Regions from separate parts of the Homo sapiens genome. Here region 2 is linked to region 1. A link is a loop called in an ENCODE intact Hi-C map of the cell type or tissue named here. Cell type or tissue: PC-9. All regions are shown on one strand. Each heading gives the region's core, and the rest is flanking DNA. Links, peaks and the distances in the headings are about the cores only.

What was found. Hi-C counts contacts between places; a loop is a spot of excess contacts. Peaks named below come from ENCODE experiments on the same cell type or tissue, not always from the same donor. Only the 100,000 strongest peaks of a DNase experiment are listed, where the experiment ranks them.
Region 2: it touches region 1 in a loop (3-fold over the local background); 19 of 110 quality-filtered maps call a loop at or near these places.

The regions. Positions count from the first base shown.
Region 1 is chr18:35,502,235-35,513,641 of GRCh38, forward strand. No RefSeq gene overlaps it. Among named protein-coding and RNA genes, the nearest start is that of INO80C, 10 kb to the left of the region's middle. RefSeq lists a silencer at 1,422-1,616 and an enhancer at 6,620-7,202. In PC-9, for the core only: no CTCF peak of the experiment used is centred there; DNase peaks (open chromatin) are centred at 5,217 and 5,647; H3K4me3 peaks cover 1,678 bases; H3K27ac peaks cover 4,891 bases.
Region 2 is chr18:35,452,718-35,464,124 of GRCh38, forward strand. All of the region lies in intron 1 of ZNF24TR (ZNF24 transcription regulator), which reads right to left. Among named protein-coding and RNA genes, the nearest start is that of ZNF24TR, 8.7 kb to the right of the region's middle. RefSeq lists enhancers at 5,286-6,113, 10,364-10,508 and a cis regulatory region at 10,427-10,444. In PC-9, for the core only: no CTCF peak of the experiment used is centred there; DNase peaks (open chromatin) are centred at 4,594, 6,384 and 8,204; H3K27ac peaks cover 6,335 bases.

The sequences.
Region 1 (11,407 bases), core at 1,874-9,873:
GTGTTGAGACAGGGCCTAAGGCTGCCCTAAGTTCCCTCCTCAGTTATTCCTGAAAACTTGCAGGGTGTGTCTCACCCCTGCCGTAGTGTGCGCCCTCTCTTGCACTTCCTCTTCAGCTTCCTTCCTGGTACTTGCAGCTCCTGTTTCCCTCACCAATGCCACACTTCCTTTGGCAAAGGCTGCTGGGGCTTTCTCTGGGATATTGATGCCCTGACTGCGGTGTACCAGTTAAGCAGCCTCAGCCAGAGTCTTGATCCCAGTTAAGACAATGATTAAGAATGAATAATGTGCCTGCTAAGCTACTATGTATGACTTGAGACACAGAGTGCCGAATTTACTGTCTCTCAAAGATCTCAGCAAACACAGTAGATATTTGGGATCATGCTGCTATTGCATGGAAGACACACTGCTCTTCTCTTGACACCTTGTGTGAAGTGTGCTAGTCATGCTCACTGTATGAAAAATGGCTGTTCCAGTTGATATGGGACTCCTTGATGAAGGGAAGAAACCTTGAAGCTGTTGCAGTCAAGATGCTCAAAATCCCCCAACTCCCAGATACTGAAAGAGGCAGCTTAGTGTGCACTGTCTACTCTGAGCTCTGGGGACGTGCAGTTGAAAACAAACCCATTGCAGTGAGAAGCTGATGGAATCCTCAGAGACCAGTGGCAGTCCTCTCAGGAGTGTGAGAGCAGCACTCATTCCTGGAACACCATCTCTGAGGAACCTTCCTAAAGTAGCCTGTGTTTTCTCCATCACAGACCAAAGTATATCGTTTGGTAAGTGCTTGTGGGTCACAGGCTCACTTGAGCAGACACAGTTTCTTCTTTGTCGCTGTTTTCAGAGTATTGCAGTCCCTCGGTGGCAATCTGCTATGTGCCTCATTGTAAACAATCAGTATTAATAGAGAGAGCAGAAGAGAGCTCGGGCCCAGTGGATGCTGGGGACAGGCCTTTGCTCACTTCATTGCCTGCTATTTCTTGCCTGACAGCCGCATGGAAATATTTAAAAGCTGGAAAGAGTAATTGAAAATAGGCCTGACTGTGACATTTCCAGGGTTCAGGGCAAGAGTACAAATGGAGGCCTACCTACCATATGCCTTGATATTTAAGTGTACAAAGCAAGCTAATAACATGTAAAATAAAATATGTTCTACCCTTCTATCTTGGCAAATGTATCTTTATAACCCAGAAGGCCAGAGTTGAATTTAGAATGCTCAGATTTCTTGGAGTTCTGCTCAGAATGTGGTAGGGTGGGAAGAGCTGTTCCAGCCCTGAGCCCCCCTTTTCCCCCCTACTCCTCAGGGCATCTGGAGGAAACATGTGTGTACACCTGTGGAAACCTCTTGACTACCCCCTCAAGCCTTTGGGGATATACATCAAGTGCAAGGACAAGGTCCACAGGGGCCCTCCCAGGGGGCACAGGGCCGTTTGAGCATGAGGTTCTGGGGTCCCAAGCACCAGAGCATGTTCTAAAAGGAGGGAGCCATGGACTTGGGTTGACACATTTCCCTGTGTCCCTATTCACTCTGCTCAGTGTGGAAAGGCAGAGCCAGAAAGAGGGGCTTCTTGCCCAGGCTGTGCGTCACAGGCCTGTGCTCAGAGTGTTAAGTAGGAAGACACCAGATGAGGAGCAGAAGCCAGGTGCATGGAGCTCCAGCCTCCTTTAAACTGGAGTGGGAGAGGGGAAGGCAGGTCCAGGAGGAGATCCAGTTGAGATGGCAGAAAGTTGATGTGATTTCCATCTCTAAGCCTGGGTTTTCTCAGTAACAGGAGAGGTAACAGGTAGCAACCCCTGCAAGGTGGAGGGAGAGTGGTAGAGGCTTAGGAAGGGTCGTAGGAAGATTTGGAAAAGCCACACTTTAAAGGTACCATTAGAGAGAGAGCTGAGAAGGGACCTGTGAGAAACCTCCTGGCAGTGCCGAGTGGCACATCTGCTTGGGCAGGTTGGGCACAGCTGAAGTCCAGAAGCACCCTTTATTGTGGTTACTGTGTGTATGTATGGCAACCCTCGAGTTGGGCACTGCACATCTTACACAGTAGGAAGACATACTTGGTGCATCCAAACTCATGCAATCTACTCTCTGAATTTTGACCTCAACAGATAATACTGCTTTGCAAAGTCTGAAGGAGAGAAAATAGTTTTAAGGGCCATTTTGCTTACTGGAATTACTTCTTAAATCCATGCCTGTTAAGTAAACACCAATTTAACATTACAAATATGGCCCAGAAAGGCTGACACAGGACTTTCCAAATAGTGGGGTGCTTGCCTTCCATTGTGAAAGGCAGGATTCTGCTCCCAGGATGGTATTTTTCTGTCTTTTGTTGCCCACCTCTGTGAATCCCCTTCTGGGCACTGGTCGTCCCTTTCTCTCTTACCAGAGGTCCCACCCATTATTTAAAATGAATTATTGTTTTAACACTTACTGTTTGTGCATACCATAGAGAAAGAAAACAATTATAATTACTATAATTCTCCCATCTCTGATATTTTTTTCCCTGTTTTCTCTCTCATAACCTCAAATTTGCTAATCCCCAGGCTGTGACAACACCTGCCTTCTTAAATTGTCAGCCTGCTTTGATTATTTTCCCCAGCATCATGGTTCCTAACCCCCACTGCTGTGTTGCTTGTTTTGGTTGTTTTTATTCACATGTGACACCTTGTTTCTGTCAGCTGTACATTAAGATAGTATCAGAGAAGATCAATCCACAAGCTTTGGGCACATTCACTAATGGAATAAAACAGAGACAATATGGAAGCTTAGAGATGTTCATTGTCTAAGTTCACCAAGAAATCCCCAAAGACTGAGAAATTGAGGCCTCCTCCAGGTATCCCATATGTACCCCTCTCTAGACATTGCTGCTGTTGCTGCTCCAAAGTAGGTGAGCTAACCAGTCCAGCTCCCAGGTGTGACCCAGCCCTGGGAACAGGGGCAGGGCGAGAAGAGGGTATGGCCAAGGGAGGGAGACCCATTCTGGGCAAAGGACCTGTGACAGGCAGGGCTGTCAGCGGTCTTCTTCCTTGGCATGGCACTGGACAGAACCCAAAGGATAGTGGGACAGTCCCCATCCCTCACTTTGTCGAAAGACGATGGCCATTGTTTGGAAGAACAAGAGAGGAAATGTGCTCACAGTTTTTTAGAGAATCTTCATTCTATAGAGAAAGACTCAAACTACTTAGGATGCCCTATGACCTATCTGTTTATCTCGCCTTTCATCTCTCACATTTGGGCTCCCAAATGTTGACTGGGTTCTGACCCAGTCCAGCCACCCTGCCCTCCATCCCAGTTCTCTCAGGGATCTTGGGGTCCCAGCCTGGCTCAGCGTCTGCCCTGCCTCTTTCGATCTCAATCCCTGGACTTGTGTGTAAAGTGGCTTCTAGCCCCTTTCCTTATCCCATGTTCACTTTTGCAATTCCCTGACGCTGTTGTGAAGCACTTTCCGAAGAGTTCTAGTTCATTCTCCATCTACTTGCACTGAGGATTTGAACTTTTTGTAAGGATTGGGGATTGTCAGTGTGAACTGAACATCAGTTTTTGTGCTCTGCTATAATGCAAGGAACCTCTCATGAGCAGGTCGATAAGGCATTTCTCCCTATGCTAAATGGCCCTGCACTAGTATGCAGTTTGAGTTTTTGCCTTCTGATTTCATTTCTGCCATTAAAGGGCTGGCTTCAGACATCTCCCGTAGCACACCCATAAACATAATAGATTTTCTGTTTTTAATATGTTGTGGACTGAAGTGATCAACCACCACAGGTGTTAGAAATATGTCTAAAATAATCACAGAAACCCACGAGTGAGGCCTTGGTGGGGACAGGGTGGGTGTCCCAAGACCAGAGGCATGTGCTTCAGTGTGTGGACTTTTGAGAATTTAGTTTAGCTGATCTGATTAATGGCCTTTTTGGGTAATTTTTAACCTCTTTTTGGCTTCAGTTTCCTTATCTCTAAAATGAGCTAACCAATTTTGTTTATCTGAGTTGTCAGACATTTTTAAGTAAACATTTTTTTAAGGCATAACACATAAAAAATGTGCACAAATCATTTGTGGACAGCCACGTGAATTTTTACAAAGTAAACATACTTGGTAATCCAGCTTACGAAACAGAATGTTATCAGCACCTAAAAGCCCCTGCTTCATGCCCATTGCCAATCCCCAAGGTTACCACTTTCCTGGCTTCAACCACCAGAGATTAGTTCTGAGCTTTATAGAAATGTAATCAGTCGTGTACTGTATGTATTCTTGTGTGTCTGCCTTGGAGGAGATTCCTTTTGCAGCATGTAGCAGTACTTCATTGTCGTGGCTGTATGGTTTTCCACTGTGAGAACAAGCCACAGTGTAACTATTCATCTGCTGGACATTTAGGTTGTTTCCAGGGTCTTCTGGCTCTTTTGAATGAAGCTGCTTTGAACATTGTGCATACATATCTTTCAGCCTACATAGGTAAACTTCTGTTGGATTATATCAAGAATGAAATTGTTGGGTCACAGAGTATACTTTAATAGATACTTCCATTTGACAAGTGGTTGTACCAATTTACCTTCCCACCAGCAGCAAACGAGAGTTCCACTCATCTACACCAAGGATTTTTTCATTGCACTTGATACTACATAACTATATTTGCCAAACAAATGCCCCGAGCAAGCGGAGAGGCAGTGGGATATAGCAGAAATCACACTCAGGTAAAACCTCAAGTGAAGGATGCAATAGTTCTGGACGAGGAAGTTATTACTTGTAAAGCAGTGATGATCTATAAGACTACTTTCATCTATGAAAGTCTTGGCTTTTTTTGTGATTTTCATGAGAAGTGCTACCTTTGTCACATACTTTCTGGTGTCTCCCTGTGACAGGCCCAGGACAGCTCTGGGTGGACCCTAAACAACAGACATATACACATTTGCCATAGATGTACTGCTTCAAGTGCAGAGATTTAATTGGTGCAGGGACACTGACGACCTAAAGGGCTTTGGAAACAAGTGTGGGAAAGAACAAGAGAAATTTGCAAGAAGAGTTCTTGGTCCCAGAGTGGAGTCATTTTGTTCTGGAGAGTAAGGCTGAGCTGGCAGGATGGTCAGAGTGTGAAAGAGCTAGTGGCAGAGGCAGTGCTACAACCACCGTGGATGACACGCACCTACTCTTTCATGCCTGGCCAAGGCAGGTGGGATGCTGCTGCCTGTGCCTGCCTCCTCTCACAAAGCTCTCCTGCATGAAATTTGAGGTGGGCCACTGGGTGGGTGGGTGGAGCCTGTAGCCTGTGCTCAGGCCCTCACAGCAAGAGAGACTTGAAAAATTTCTATCTTACATTTTTGGCTTTTTAGAACGATGAAGTCTTCAAACCTAAAAATGGGTGCAAATATTGGACCGCTAGGGCTATGGCTACTGATGATACTAAGAGCTAAAGTGATTGCCAGTTGTTTACCCTTCCTGGAGTTTTAAAAAAATCACAACTAAAGAGCATCAGAACATTATTTTGTTCCTTATTGTTTTCTATAGTTAAAGCTCCCAGGATCCACACCTTCAACCCACCCCGCCCCCAAAGTACACAATTGTCACATGTCCAGAAGTGACACAACTTCTCAAAACCATGCAAAATATGCGGGAGGACTTGTCAAACCAAGAGGTGGCCAGAGCAAGCCACTATAGTTTCCCATTATCTGAAGTAGCCATCTGCAAGGCAAGGGCTTGTTCCTAGTCCCAGAACGTAATGGTTCATGATTCCTCAATTAAAGATTTGAATGCTTTCACTCTATCCTTCAAGCAAAGATCTCACCAGGTACTTATTCTGAGAGCAAAGGAAATCTCCTTCCTCCCACCCGTCCAGATGCCCAGCCACACACTAACAAATGCACACACATCACAAACACCGGTGTTGTCCTCCTTAGCCCTTGGCCCTCCTGGCCATTCCCTGTGGGGCTGGCCCGATGAGCTGGCTTTTGTGTCACTGGGTGCTCTTCCTGAGGCCAGCTATGGGCAGATTATGAAACTGCCGCATCTGCCCTTTCTCTCCCCAGCCTCACCTCATGCCTATACGGTCCTTCCTCCTGTACCTCCTTCTGTCATGAGGGCTTTTCTTCCACTTCCCCTACCCCCTGCTATAGGGCAAGCAATGAATTAACTCAGTATGGGAGGAGGGGACTCCTTACAGAAGAATAAGACCAAAAATATCTTATATATAGGAGCCCCAGCACCTCTCCAAACTCCTGGAGAGCCACCGTAGGCACGGCTTTGACCCTGAGGCCTCTTAAAAGGCAGATGCTTCCCCCAGAAAGGTTGAGTGTTTAATCACCAATCCCTGGTGTCTCACTTTGAGTTATTTTGTCAGATCACTTTCCTCTGAGCCAGGAGAAGTCTTTAGGATGGAAAGAGCTTGTAAAAGTCAACAGAGAGAGAACAGAATAATAAGGAGGGTACCCCTGCTAAGAGAGCTGATCCAGGATCCTCTTGTCCCGTGCCCCTTCCTCTTGCTAACCAGCATGCCTCTGCCCCACCCGAGAGAAGGAGAGATGCAACCCAAGCTGGCTGCCTGCACAGCGTGCTCCAGGGTCCTGCTACAGCTTAGCAGGTATCAGTCCCCATCTTCAGCCTGACCCCCAGCCCCTCTTCGAGCACCTAGTCTAGACCTTGGTCTTCAAATCCCAAATCCTCAAACCTCCCTGTTACATTCCTAATGGATCCCATTGCTTCCCTGGTCACTCAATATGAATGTAGCAAATCCAAACGCTGGAATAGCGCTTTCCAGTTTGAAAGCACTTTGACACAATCTTACTCCATTTAAGCGTCACAACAAATCTGCCAGTGGGCTACTATTATGCTCACTCCATCACTTAGGAAACAGATTCCAAGAGATTAAAGGATGTTTTAAGGTCACACAGCTACATAGTGGTCCTGCTGGTTTGCATCAGCAATGTATCTGATGTCCCGTTGTGTGCTGGAGAACATCAGAGGCATTCCTGGCAGACCTCTCCCCTCTTCTCAGTGCCAGGCCTGAGCCAATCAAAGCCCTGCTGCTTCTTTCTTGCTCACTGCACTGGCCAGACTGTTCAGTACAATGCTGAATAGAAGCCATGAGCACAGACATCCCTATCTCCCTCCCAGTCTTAGAGGGAAAGCATTCATCTTTGACCCTTAAGTATGATGTTAGCTGCAGGTGTTCTGTAGATGTTCTTTATCAAGTGAGGAAGTTCCCTTTTATTTCTGAAAGTCTTAAATATGGAATGGAGGTTGGATTTCTTCAAATGCTTATTCTGCATCTAGTAAGGATATCATATACTTTTTCCTTTCATTCTGTTAATATGGCAAATTCGATTGGTTTTTGAATGTTAAACCAACCCTGAATTCCTGGGTTAAATCTCACTTTATTATAATGTATTACCCTTGTAGTAACATTGGATTTAATTTGCTACAAATTTGTCATGAGTTTTTGCTTTTGGTATTAGGGTAATGCTGTCCTCATAGGCTGAGTTGAAAAGTATTCCCTCCTCTTTGATTTTCTGGAAGACTTATAATATTATGTATTATTTCTTCCATAAGTGTTTGGTCGAATTTTCCAGTGCAGATATCTATGGCTGTTTTGAGGCTCTCTGGTTGTTATTTAAAAATAACCATAATAATCCAGGAAATGTCAACAACTGACAATTCCAATTGCTGTTGTCAGCATCAACATCCTTACCAACAGTATTTAGTGTCATTATTTTTAATCATCCCTGCTAGCTCACAAGAAGAATGAAGCTGGCATCTGAATAATGTTCTAGTGGTGGGCTGAGTTCATAAAGAGCCTCTGTCACATTTAACCCGAATCTTTCAGAAACCAGCAGATTCTGAGAATGAGTACTACTCCAGATGCCTTAGTGATGTTTTCAGCTCCCTCACTCGGGACCCTTGGCCAGGCAGGAGTCCTCAGCACAGCTGGTTCTCACCCCTTCCTCTGCCACTCATGGTCTCCACCCCTCAAACAACATATTCTCTCTTTTGCACTCTTCAGTTTTGCTCCATCCTTCCAGGCCCAGCTGGCATCCATCTAACTTCCCTGAGACTCTGTCAACACCTCACAGACCTTTCTCCAAATTCCTGTCACCCTGACAGCCAGAACTACGCCACTGAGCCTCTTGTTAAGCACTACCTTATGCTATTTTCTCATTGGTTCTTGAATGTTTTTCTAATTAGATTATAAACTGCTTTTCTCATATTGCCTCAGAGCACCTGATATGTGGTTGACTGCTTTAAGAGCAGCATTATAGCACATTGCATAGGAATTCCCGATGCAATTTCCTGATGCCTGCTTATTCTGCAGCAGCTCCACTGGAAAGCAAATACCAGGGAGGATGTCTTTTTATTTACGACTTTCTCTTCTAAGTGATTGCCCATGTTATATGTCAGGTCTGTGTATCTCTTAAACATTACTTGGCTTTCTTAATGGCAAAATGACTGACCTGATTTTTCAATGAAAAATCTAAAAGCATATATGACAAAAGTCAGTGTCTCCTAATATCCAAAGCATTTTTACTTACATTTCATTATACTCTGCCATGAGGCAGAGAAAGCAAATATCATGTTCACATTTTATGAGGCTCATCTTTCCAGCCTTGTCACTGCCCATGCTTCCTCTGGGCCCAGGTTTGGACTCACTGCTGTCTTGACTGAGCCCTGACTACCTTCCATGCTCCAGGCCTCATGCTGTTCCCTTGGCCTGGAAATTCCGCAGGGTCCAATTCAGATATACCTCCAAGTGAATGTTATCTGCCCCCAGGCAGAATTACTCCTACTTGAATATAAATTGCAAAAAAAAAAAAAAACCCACACTTTGATTTGCTTTATCACATACTATTAAAAACATCTTTAGAACTCATTAATAAAATATGCCTTGATTTCAAGAATAAATATAGAGTTTGAAAGTCATTTTTTTTCTTTCTAAAATTTTACTGTAGACATGGGGTGTTGCTATGTTGCCCAGACTAGTCTCAAACTCCTGGCCTCAAGCAATCCTCCCACCTCAACCTCCCAAAGAAAAGTTATTTTTATTGTTGATGAGTTGGTCAGTATTGCAAAAGGCAGTGAGCATCTATTCTGATGGCCTAAACCCAAGCTATCAGCAGCTATTAAAATATACGTTTATCATCAAAATCCATGAAGTCTCTTCATCTCATCTCTCTGTTTTCCAGTTCCTTATGTTTCTGATTCTTATTATTTCATGTACATATCCTTGAACGTCTATTTGTGTGTGCTTGTGGGCCTGCCTTGGCTGAGGTCTCTGAGGTATTTGGTTTCTCTTCTCTTTCTCTCCTTTTCCTATTGCCTTCTTGATCTTTTTTTAGTGTTGTTGTGACCTGGACTGGCTCAGCATTGGGTCACACCAGGTCTTGGCAATCAGGAGTCAAAAAGGACGGTGAGTATTTTGGGCACAGAGAATGGGCAAGATGGAAACTCTCTCAGCCACAGAGCCCAGCCCTAATGAGGGTGTTGGGGAAGACATCACAGTTTCACTTCTTGCCCCAGAGAAAGCCAGCTCAACCATGTGCCTGCATGGTTATCCCCTTCTTACTGAGTCCCTGGAGGCCAACTCTTAGCCTAAGTCTGATTAGGCTAGTTGTGCTTAGATCTGCCTAGCATGAAACACAGGTTATTTTTTTGGTTTTCCTTTAGGAGTTATCCCTTATATTTTTCCTATCCTAGAGAGCTCATTCAATTCTCTATCCCAGATGTGCATATCTGAAATTGGTAAACACTCCTTCCCCCATCAAATGACGTTCTCCCCTGTTTTCTGCCCAAGAACTGTCCAGATGAAGAGACCAAGGGCTCTGTTGCCCTCTGGTGCCCAGGTAGGTTCAGCCAATGGGGAAACTCAGCAGGAAATAGGTGAGGGAGAGTAGGTTCAAGATATTTGGTCCCCTAGCTCCCTTGTGATCTCCTGACACCCAGCCCAAACCTTGCTAAACTGTTACTTCATTGAACTCTCCACAGATTTTCATAATTTGAGTGTGCCATTGATTTCCTGCTGATGGACTTTGAGGTGTTTAAATCATCCAGAAGCAATGCAGGTTGAAATGTTATACCACCTTAGGGTATAGACACTTGAAGTAATCTCACAACAAAGGAGAACAACCAACTCAAATGGGAGCCTTGGGGAGAAATCCTGTGATTTCACTCAAGGCAGCTGTATCTTATTAATAAATGTATCACTTATTTAATGTAAAACTCCCATAACGACCAAGCTCAATGTCCTATAACTACAACTCCCATATTGGAATTGCTTAAAGTCTTAAGATTGTAAGATTATTAGGAAAGGAGTAAATAATGTCAAAATTATTCTAAAACACACCTGAAATTTAGGATCATGAGCATTCTTAAATTCATTTCCTCCTCCTTCACAAAGAGTAGGGGAAGTCATGTTTTTGTGCCACTGGCATAAGCAACTCTACTATTATGATGGCTCAGCAGGCTGATTAAGTTTAGGTGAGGCCAAGGTTCAGCTGGAGAAACAAGTCTGCAAAATTGCCCAGGCATTCTATGTCCCGAGTATGTCCTATGTGCCAAGCCGTTTGCCCAAGATGTCACATGCACTGCCACATTCATCCTCAGGTCAGTTTTGTAGAGGGGCCCATAGTCCCCATGTTATGGAGGGGTCTTTTCTTCTCACTAGCTCCCACACCCCAGCTGTGCTATGGGCTCCCCAGTTCCATAACAGGCTACAAAGGCAAATAGACAGGCCTTTACTTCGAAGGAGATGCACAGGGGACACCACAAATAACTCACATAGGCCTTCCCACCATCACCTTGCCTGACCTGGGTCACCAAGTGTGAACCCAGGACTGCCCCATGACACTGGGGTGCTCATATCATGAGGTACCCCCCAGAGACCAGAATGTCCCATCTGGACAGTCTCACAGAGGGAAACTGGTCTCTGTCAAAATATGTATTCCTTTTACTCACCTCTCACAGGGTGACATCTGAGCAAATAGGAAGTTGGTTCTTATTGTCTGTCATTCACAAAGGCTTTGGGGTGGCTCTGGGACTCCTATGTCATAGATAATCATGGTAGTCTTATGGCAGCCTCTTGACAAGCTAAGCTTCCTGCCCCTCCCAGACCAGACATCCCACGCACCTTCCAGGATGTGGAAATGTTAACCTCTCCTCGAAGCAGGAATGCACCCTGCATAAACTTGAGCCAAGTTCAACCTGTCTGTTGGCTGCACGAGCCACTCCTGACTACTCAGTCATTTCCTCATAACTTGACCCTGTATTTTATAGCCCTGAATTTTAGGTGCTCCCCTTCACTCTACCCAGCGTTATGGCAGTTGTTCTTGTGTTCCCTTTATTGACTAGGAGCCAGACAGTTTCAGACAGTATCCCAAGGAAGGAGGAGCAAAGTTTGAGGTCCCAGCAGCCCCAGGGTTCCTTTGCCCCACTGGGTGAAA
Region 2 (11,407 bases), core at 2,203-10,202, 49 kb before region 1:
CCTGTCTCTAAATAAATAAATAAATAAAAACCTACAGCTTACATCATATGTAATAATGAAATCTTCAAAATTTCACCTTAACGTGGAGAACAAGGCAAGGACGCACAATTTTACCACTTTGATTCAACGCTCTACTGGACATCACTATCCACTGGGACAATAGGGCAAAAAAAGGAATAATAGGCCGGGTGCAGTGGCTCACGCCTGTAATCCCAGCATGTTGGGAGGCTGAGGCAGGTGGATCATGAGGTCAAGAGATCGAGACCATCCTGGCCAACATGGTGAAACCCCATCTCTACTAAAAATCTAAAAATTAGCTTGGTGTGGTGGCATGCATCTGTAGTCCCAGCTACCTGGGAGGCTGAGGCAGGAGAATCGCTTGAACCCATGAGGCGGAGGTTGCAGTGAGCCGAGATCATGCCACTGCACTCCAGCCTGGCAACAGAGCAAGACTGTCTCAAAAAAAGAAGTAATAGTCAGGCAAGGTGACTCATGCCTGTAATCCTAGCACTTTGGGAGGCCAAGGTGTATGAATTACTTGAGCTCAGGAATTTGAGACCAGCCTGGGCAACAGAGCAAGACTCTGCTCCCTGCACCCTCCAAAAAAAAAAAAAAAGAAAAAGAAAAGAAAAAAAATTAGCTGGGTGTGGTGGCTCATGCTTGTAGTCCCAGCTACTTGGAAGGCTGAGGTGGGAGGATGACTTGAGCCCAGGAGGTCGAGGGTGCAGTGAGTTGGAATCAAGCCACTGCACTCCAGCCTGGGTGACAGAGCCAAACCCTGTTTAAAAAACAAAACAAAACAGAAATAATAGGCATAAAGATTGGAAAGAAAGAATTAAAACTGTCTAGAACTAATAAGTGAATTTACAGGGTCTCAGGATACAAGGCCAATATAAAAGTATCAGTCGTATTTCTATACACTAGCAACAAGCAATTGGAAAATTAAATTTTAAAAAGCACCACTTTACAAAAGGTCAGACTGAGGGAATACTCTGGGGTGTTGGAATCATGTTTATGGTGGTGGTTATGCATGATCTGAAAATGAAATTAGGAAAACTATTTTACTAGCATCAGAAAGAATAGCATCCTTAGGAATAAATTTAACAAAGGAGGCAAAAGACTTGTACACTGAATACTGCAAAACATTGCTGAAAGAAATTAAAGAAAATCTAAATAAATGGAAAGACAGTCCATGTTTATGGCTTGGAAGACTTAATATTGTTAATATGATAGTACTACCCAAAGCGATCTACAGATTCAGTGCAATTCCTATCAAAATCCCAATGATATTTTTTACAAAAATAGAAAAACCCATCCGAAAATTCAAATGGAATCTTAAGGTAACCCATATAACCAAAATGATCTTGAAAAGAACAAAGTTGGAGGATTCACACTTCCTGATTTCAAAACTTACTAAAAATCGACATTAATCAAACAGTGTGGTACTGGCATGGGAACAGATGTATAGACCAATGGAATAGAATTGGGAGCCCAGAAATAAACCCTCACATGTATGGACAATTGATTTCTGACAAGGATGCCAAATCATTTAATGGGGAAATGACAGTTCCTACAACAAATGGTGCCAGAAAAATGGAATATTTACATGCAAAGGAATGAAGTTAGACCCTTATCCTACACTACATACAAAAATTAACTCAAAATGCATCAAAGACCTAAACATATGAGCTAAAACTGTATAACTCTTACAAGAAAGCAGCAAAAATATATTTGTGACATTGGATTTGGCAATGACTTATTGGATATGACACCAAAAGCACAGGCAACAAAATAAAAAATTGATAAACTGGACTTCGAAAAAATTTTTGAAGTTTGGTGCACCAAAAGACACTATCCAAAAAATGAAAAGACAACATTCAAAATGGGAAAAATATTTTCAAATCATATATTTAATAAGGATCTAGTATTCAGAATATCTAAAGAACTTTACAATTCAACAACAAAAAGACAACCCAATTTTAAAATGGCCAAAGAACTTGAACAGATATTTCTCCAACAAAGATATACAAATAGCCAATAAGCACATGAAAAATGCTCAACATCATTACTCATTAGAGAAATTCAGTCAAGCCACAATGAGATGCTACTTTACACCCACCAGAATGGCCATAATGAAAACAAAACCAAAATTAACAAGTGTTGGTGAGCATCTGGAAAAATTGGAACCCTCATCCATTGCTAGTGGGAATGTCAATTGATGCAGCCTCTGTGGAAAACAGTTTGGTGGTTCCTGTAAAAGTTAAACACAGAATTATAATATGACTCAGCAATTTCACTCCTAGATATATACTCAAAAGAACTGAAAACAAATATTCAAACAAACACTTGTACATGAGTGTTTATAGCAGCACTATTTATAATAGCCAAAAGGAGGGAGAAACTCAAGTGTCATTGATGGACAATGGATAAACAAAATATGGTTTACCCACACAATGGAATATTATTCAACCATAAAAAGGAATGAAATTCTGATATATGCCATAATGAAGATAAACTTTGAAAACATTATTCTAAGTGAAAGAAGCCAGACACAAAAGGTGACATATTATATCATTCTATTTATATGATTCTCCTTATACAAAATAAATAGAATAGCTCAGTCCACAGAGACAGAAAACAGATTAGTGGTTGGCAGGGGCTAGAGGGAGGGGGAAATGACTACTAATAGACTGGGGGCTTCTTTGAGGGGATTATAGAAATGTTCTAAAAATCAGATAGTCGTGACAGTTGCACAACCTTGTGAATATATTAAAAACCACTGGGTTGGACACTTTAAAAGGCTTTTTAATATATGTAATTTATATCCCAGTTTTTCAAAAAAAAAAGAGAATCTATCATAGAAATATATATCACAAAAGTGAATACTACCGCTTGTAAATAAATTTTTTAAAGACCATTTATAATAGCAACCAAAAACCATAAAATATTTAGGAATAAATTTGATAAAATATGCGCAAGGCTTCTATACTGGAAACTATAAAACATTACTGAGAGAAATTAAAGAAGATCTAAATAAATGGAAGGATGAGTCAAGTTTATGTTTCAGAAAACTCAATATTAAGATACTCATTCTTTTCCAATTGATCTATAGGTTCAATGCAATTCCAATCAAAATTGTAGTAGGCCTTTTTAATATATATATAAACTTTTTTATAGAAACTAATAGTCTGATTTTACCATATGTTGTGCTGTTTAAGTAGCCAACAGGAAGCCACTTCAGGCTCTGGGAAATCTTTGTTTTATGGAAATGAGCAGCATTAGAACCTTCAGCTAGGAGTGGATGAGTTGGATTTTGCTTAACTCGGGGATCCTTTGATTCACTAGTTACTACTCAAGGGAAAATGAGGAAACAGCCCAGAGAAATGAATACTATCAGATCATTCTCTAAGTGTGGGCCATACTCAGAAATGAGTTTGGAGATGTTGAAGTCACTCAGTAGCTCTATGGCTTCTTTGATTGGCTGATTGTTTTGTGAGACTTCTAAACCTTGTTTCCTCTTGAAATGCCAAATCCATTGCTAACTAAATGAGACAACCCGTAAGGAGGACTTGACAAAGCATACAGGACACTCAGTAAAAGCTGAGCTGCACCCTTCCTGGACCTGGCCTTTTTGGGTCAGGTTTTCTGTGTTGACTCATACACAGATGAAGGTCGTGCTCTGGACAAGGAAGAACATAAAACCAGAAAAAAAGCTGGCAAAGAGTAAAACACAGGGGATGGGGACCAGGACCGAGATAGGAAGAAGCCCAAGAGACAGATGAGCTGCAGACATGACAGGGAAAACAAAACAATGAGATGCTAAGATTGCAGAGTTGGGCAGGTCTGCATGACAGGGTTCATGGAGTATATTTCAGTTTTTCAAAGACCGTTGCCAGGACTTTTTTTCCATTTATTTCTTTATGGCTGGGTGCAGCGGTGACTCATGCCTGTAGTCCCAGCACTTTGGGAGGCGGAGGCAGGCCGATCACTTGAGCCCAGGAGTTCGAGGCATGCCTGGGCAACATGGCAAAACCCTGTCTCTACGAAAAAATATAAACATTATCCAGGTGTGGTGGTGCGTGCCTGTAGTCCAGCTATAGGGAGGCTGAGGTGAGAGGATTGCTTGAGCCTGGAAGAGGGAGGTTGCAGTGAGCCAAGATGGCACCACTGCACTCCAGCCTGGGTGATGGAGTGAGACCCTGTCTCAAAAAAAAAAAAAAAAAAAAAGAGAAAGTATTTTATAATTTGAATGGTATTACAATGTGTTATGTACCACAAATATGCAAATCAAGACACTAATGTTATATTTTGAGATATCTGTACTCAGAACAAGAGAAGCTTCTTCCCAAATTTCCCTTTGAGAGCATCTCTCCCCTTCTCAAATCGTCCCTCTCCCCATAAAACAATGGCAGCTCAAGAAACATTTGATGGATGAAAATCAGACACATATTGATAACCTCACCAACTACTGCAGGAAAGAATGGGCTAGGCTTTGCATATGCACGATGAGGTATGGAATCTACTTGTTTGGTTTTATTGCACCTAGCTATCACCGGAAAGCACTGCTTCTTTATCACAATTCCTACAGGGTAGAATGTGGTGGAGTAACTGGGCATTCTGAGTCATTTCCAAAAACTCTTTAAAGGGGTGTTCTGCAAATAATACTATTTCTTAAGGTAGGAGCAACTTTCACAATCTGTTCAAGTCCTAACAAGTAATATATTACATTTTGAATCAGAATAAGTCAAACCAGAATTTTTAAAGTACATATTAATAATAGTTCTTGTGGATTGTGTAATAGTTAAAATAGCAGTTAAAAAAAAAAGAAAGAAAGAAAGTGGATTTCCCACTTAGTAACTAGTTGATACTTTATCGTAACTAAAGTTTGAAAGGCAGCATTTGGGATTCATGAGTAAGATTTTCTTCCATGACACCTGACCAAGCAATTGCTGCTCCATTCTTTCCTGCAGTAACCTTTATTATGATTTTAAAATAAACTTTGAAATTTAAAACAGTTTCAGATTTACAGAAAAGTTACAAAGATACTACACAGTTCTACAGCTCCAACGCCAAGTTTCCCCTATTATTCACATCATAACACTAGTGTGACACATTTGTTAGAATTAACGAACCAATAGTGATATGTTGTTATTAACTGAAGTCTATAGTTTATTCAGATTTCCTTATGTTTTGCTTCGTGTCCTTTTTCTGTTCCATGGTCCCTTCTAGGACACCAGATTTCACTTAGTTGTCATGTCTGCTTAAGCTTCTCTTGGTCGTGACGGCTTTTCAGACTTTATTTTTGATGGCCTTGTCAGTTTTGAAGACTACTGGTCAGGTACTTTTTAGAATGTCCTTCAGTTGGGATTTGTCTGATGTTTTTCTCATAATTAGGCTATTGGGTGTTGGGAAGGAGACCACAGAGGTGAAATGCCATTCTCATCACATCCTATCAAGGGTACACGGTGTCAACATGACATCACTGTGGGCATTAATAGGATGATTTTTTTTTTTTTTTTACCTTACCAGGGAAGCATGGAGCTCCCTGAAGGATGAGCCAGACCTCAGTTTCCAGGCATATGTGGGAGAGGCTGTGGGGAAAGGGGCTTGAGCTTCAGATTCAGTCATGGAAAAGGGAGAGAAACCCGACCAGGCAGAGATCATATGCCTGCTGGGAAGCCACAGTGATTTACACTGCTGAGTGGAGAATTGCTGAGTAAATATTGCTTCCAAGGAGGGAGGATGTGCCCTGCTGCCTGCTCCCACCCAGTGCCTGGTAAGTGGATGCCCAAAAAAGCTTTTATCTATGCTGCAAGGAAGCCCAGGAATCCTGTGGGTGGTGGCAGTGGTGGTGGTTCAGGTGGGAGTAATTTATGAATATAAGTATTTGCTTAGGAGGCAGAGGTTATGTTTAAAATGTGAGCCTGTTTAAGGGAGCAACCTAAGTAAATGAAGGCAAAAGCATTACATAGATATGGCCCAAACCAGGCTGGTAGGAGAAATGTGCCCGAGGCTTGACTCCATGGGTTAGGAGCCAAAGGGGATGGATGTACCCCAGGCTAGCCTGGAAAGGGATTAATTCATGGGCTGCAGGGCCCCAGAAGGCAGGAGCCAGGTGGGGTAGTAATAAAACTGTCTGTGCAGCCCAGTGGATGTTGGCCATGCCTCCTCCCCAAACCCACTGTGGATTGGTGACAGAGGGATGGCATTTCCAGTCTTCTTCTTGCTCACCCTCAAGGACTCTGTGCAGTATGCAGGCCAGGATTCTCTCAGGCTGTGGGTTTCCACATGTGCTTCTGCATGGAAAGTCCCCTGGCTGCTGCAGGATGTCCTTTGCAGAGCCCCATCCTGTCCTCCTTATCGCAGCTGCAGGCAGCCTGAGCCACATTCCTCCTGCCTGAGTCACTGTTCCAGGCCACAGGCCACCTTGCCTCCAGCTTGGCCTATGGACCAGGCCACTGTCCATTCCATCATTTGCCAGACACTGTGGAGTGTCCCTGCCCTTAAGGTCTTACCCTGGTGACCATGCAAGGCAACAACTGTGGAGCTGGGGGACTGCCAGGGTTCCATGGAGGAAGGCAGAGGGCAGAGGAGGGGACGGGGGAGCCTCCTGGAGGAGGCGACTGCTGAGTTAAGTGCTGGGGAAAAGGGAGTGTTCCAGGTAAAAGGGGATAGGGGATGAGATTGCCACATTGTGGGAAATGAAATGTTGTGTTGAATGAAACTCATTTAAGGAGACGCTAAGCCAGAAATGTTAATGGGATTAAAAAGGACTCTTCTATACCTAGGATGGAGTTCTGAGGATGGTGATGCTAGGATACAAAGTCTTGATCCCTTTGTTAGGCTCTTCTCTTCAAAAAGTGGTGGGGGGCCGGATGTAGTGGCTCACACCTGTAATCCCAACACTTTGGGAGGCCAAGGCAGGAGGATCACCTGAGGTCCGGAGTTTGAGACTAGCCTGGCCAACATGGGGAAACCTTGTCTCTAATAAAAAATACAAAAATTAGCCAGACATGGTGGCACACACCTGTAATCTCAGCCACTTGGGAGGCTGAAACAGGAGAATCACTTGAACCAAAGAGGCGGAGGTTGTAGTGAGCTGAGATCGCACCACCGTACTCCAGCCTAGGCAACAGAATGCGACTTGATCTCAAAAAAAAAGAAAAAGAAAAAAAGAAAAGGCAGTGGGGTTAGGTGGTTGGGGATCCCAGGGAAGGAAAGCGAGGGCACATCCTCCTAGACACCTCTCCTCTTCCCAGTAGCTTCAAGACAAGCTTGGACTATGTTCCTGTGCTGCTTGGGCTGATGGCCCAAAATTGCTGAGCCTCAGCTTCCCCCAGGGTTAAACTGGAAGCAATAGTGCCTGCCACAGAGGATACTGAGGAAGTCCTGAGGGAACAGTGCAGGGCCCAGCGCAAATGGCCAGTAAGTGGTGTTTGTGACTAATGACAAAATGGGATCAGGCCTCTCCCTAAGGAGGGACCTGCACAGCAAGAGGCTCAGGGCAGCTAGGGTAGGGGAAGACGCCAACATTGCCTGTCCTAGGGCTCTCCCTCTGGTCTTCCCTGTCCCTGCTTACTCTGAGTAAAAAGACAGTCCAGGCATAGTGGCTCATGGCTGTAAGCCTAGCATTTTGAGAGGTCAAGGCAGGAGGATTGCTTGAGGCCAGGGTTCCAGGTTGCAGTGAGCTATGTTTGCGTCACTGCATTCCAGCCTGGACAACAAAGCAAGACCCTGTCCCTACAAAACAATAATAATAACTTTAAAATTAGCCAAGTGTATCTATCTATACCTCCTTGGGAGGCTGAGACAGGAGGAACCCTTGAGTCTAGGAGTTCCAGGTTGCAGTGAGTTATGATTGCACCACTGCAGTCCAGCCTAGGTGAGAGAGCAAGACTCTGTCTACAAAAAAAAAAAAAAAAAAGAAAAAACAAAAAAGAAGAAAGAAAACAAAGAAAAAGACAAAACACAAACTAGAATTTCTGGAATAATGTGGGTCACAGAATCTTTAGAAATGGGGGATACCTCACCACCCATTGCTCCCAGCCCTCTCTACCCACTCACAATTTCAAGACAATTTCAGTTCCTTCCCATTCAATGACTCATAAGAAAACAAAACAATAGTTTAAATAAATACTACATCTGGCAAAGCCATTCAGCATTTTAGCCTTATTGTTGGTTTCCACTCAAATATTTATGAAGCATATAAGATGTGCAATGCTCACTGCTAGGTGTGGTAATGCCAGTGAAGGGTAGTTTAAATTAAATGTGTACACTCACCCTTCTGCTTTAAACAAAGTGTCTTGGCCAGGCTTCTTCAGGAAAACAGAGCCAATAGGCTGTGTGTATATATAGAGAGAGAGGTTTACTTTAAAGAATTGGCTCATAAGATTGTCGGGGCTGGCAAGTCTGAAAACTGCAGGGCAGATGGGCAGGCTGGAGACCCAGGGAAGATGTGAGTCTGAGGAGGGCCTAGAGGCTTCTTTCCTCTCTTTGGGGACCTCAGTTTTTTTTCCTCGAAGGCCTTCAGCTAGCTGGATAAAGCTCACACATATTATGAAGGGTACTCTGCTTTACTCCAAGTCTATTGGTTTAAATGTTAATCTTATCTAAAAAGTACCCTCACAGAAAAATCCAGACAACATATGACAAAGTATCAGAGTACTGTGGCCTAGCCCAGTTCACACATGAAATTAACCATCACAGAACGTGACATGGGGTGATGTGCTTCTCATGAGTGTCCCAGGCAGTGTTCCTCTGCTTCTCCTTGCCCTCCGCAGGTAGCTCCAAGCCAACCTTCTCCTGCCAGAGGACACAGGGGCTGAGAAGGAGTGCTGGGCGTGGATGCAGGGGCCTGGCTCACAGCCTTCCCTTGCCTCTAGTTTCTCTCTTGAACCTCAGGTTCCTTAGGTGTAGAGCGAGCCCGCCGCTACACTTGCCTCAATATTGTTGTGGGCATTAGATGGAAACAACGTGTGTGGGGTGCACGGTGTGCCGTCAAGTGCAGTGGCTGTGCTATCAGGAGGGCTAGAGGCTCTGACACAGAGCAGGGCAGAGCGACCCTGGATCCTGATGGGTGGCGGTGGGCTTGCCTTATGGACGGAGGCAGCAGAGGACAGATGGTCCAACCTCAAGGAATTTTCCTGAGTTCACAGGAAAGTGTTAGCAATCCTCCCAGCCCAGGGCTCCTAAATTGAGTCTCTCTCACTCTTTGTAAATTATATTGTACTCTTTCCAAAAATTCTAAGACATTCAAGTTCTCCTTCTTCATCCTCCCACCCCAAATCCACTCCTTTTTCCAAAGGAGACAATCATTAACTCCTTAACATAAATCATTTCACATCCTCTCTTACTGATTTTTTTAAACTACAAAAAGGTGGTTGTCTATATTTGTGATTTTATTGTTGTTCACTTACCAACGTATTGTATGTATTTTTCAATGTCTAAATCTGACTTCTTGTATAGTAGTAGGCTTTTTTAACTTTCTACTCACTTAAAATAGAGAAGAAAGATAAAGAAGAAAAATAAACAAAAGACTTCTACAAATAAAATATAAACCTCGTTGTAGGCCAATGAAATCAGTTTTCTGGGAAAGCATCCACATTGCTCAGTCCCTTTTTCTCTGAGAAGGGCCCTGGCCCAGGTGATGCTACCAGGAGGCCTTGCCTGTGCTCTCCAAGAACTTACGTGCACCCAGAAGTCCCCACTTATAGGTTCCATTCCTAGAGTGTCCTCCTTTGTGTTTCTCTTTGGCTGCTGTAGCCATGTTTGCCTCTGAGGCAGAGCCAAATGCTGTGGGCTCTGTGCCACTCCATAAGCAAACAAATGGCAGCACTGAATTTCAAAGAAAATTCCTTAGGTTACTGTTTTCCTTCCTTCCTTCCTTCCTTCCTCCCTTCCTTCCTTCCTTCTTTCCCTTTCTTTCTTTTCTTTCTTTTTTCTTTCTCTTCCTTTTTCTTTTTCTTTCTTTCCTTTCTCTCTCTCTCTTCTCTTTCTTTCTTTCTCTTTCGCTCTTGTTGCCCAGGCCTAGTGCAATGGTGCAGTCTCGGCTCACTGCAACCTCCACCTCCCAGGTTCAAGTGATTCTTCTGCCTCAGCCTCCCGAGTAGCTGGGATTACAGGCATGCACCACCACGCCCAGCTGATTTTTTGTATTTTTAGCAGAGATGGGGTTTCTCCACATTGGCCAGGCTGGTCTTGAGCTCCTGACCTCAGGTGATCCATCCGCCTCGGCTTCCCAAAGTGCTGGGATTACAGGCATGAGCCACTACGCCTGGCCAGGTTACTGTTTTTCTACAAAACCTTCCAAACAGCCAAGCAAGGAGTTCGGGGGGAGTTGTACAAATGCGTACTTTGAGGAAGCTCATTTTTGAGGTCTAATGTTGTCTGTAATAATTTTCCGTTGCGAAGAGCAGAAATTCTCTTCTTTATCTCTAGTGAGCAATTTCCTTTCCAGATGTTATTAGGGGAGATATCAGTCACCAAGGCCTTGGCTGGCTCCCTGATAAAAGCCCTTGCAGTATTCCACACTGCAGAACCCCAGGCTATGCCCTCCTGGATTCATACTAGAAAGATCCAAGGCTCCAAGCCACCAGGGCTGATGGATGTGACTCATCTTCCTGACCCCAGGGGAGGCGAGTGGTGTGTTTGGTGCACACTGTGCACCTGTCAGTAGTCAGCATCCTGTAGGCCAGGAAAACACTGACTCTTCTCAGGAAAGGCTTTGACGGCAGTTGGAACAGAAGTACAAGTAGACAGAGGCCACTGAGTTATGGAAGAAAACCAGGCTGGATCCAGTTCTGTGGATCCAGGAAGAAGGATCCCTCCTTTTCCTGCTCAAGCTGGTCATCAAAACAAGTAAACAACTAGCCCCCCTTTTTTGTTTTTTTAGGGTTTTAAGGTTTGCTATTACATAGGAAACATGGTAGTATACATGGTGAATACCAAAGAAGGCATAAAACATTAGTGATTTTTAAGAGGTCCAGTGGGTGGTTTCTACTGGCTCTTTCTGTCCCTCATTATTCTAGAGGAGTTCCTCCATTAAAGTCCTCTGCTATTCACCCCACAAATCCCTCAACCCCTCTCTCTCCCCCGGCCTCAATCACAGATCATTGCTTCTTTAGCTAGTTATTTACTCCTTCCCTTGTCTCATAAAAAAGTTGAGCAAGCTTATTAGAATAAGAGAATAAAGGACGAAAAGAAATGGTCAAAATAAGCAATGAAGAAGGCAAGGAAAATAGTTGATAGAGCCAGCAATAAGATGAGCACATGGAAACATCTATCATATGATGTTATTCAGTTACTACAAGCGGGCATGAGCCAAGAGTCCTAGGAGCCAAGGAAATGAGAAATATAACCAAGCAGAACATACAAGTCAGGAAAACTCTGCCTTTCTAATGCACAGACC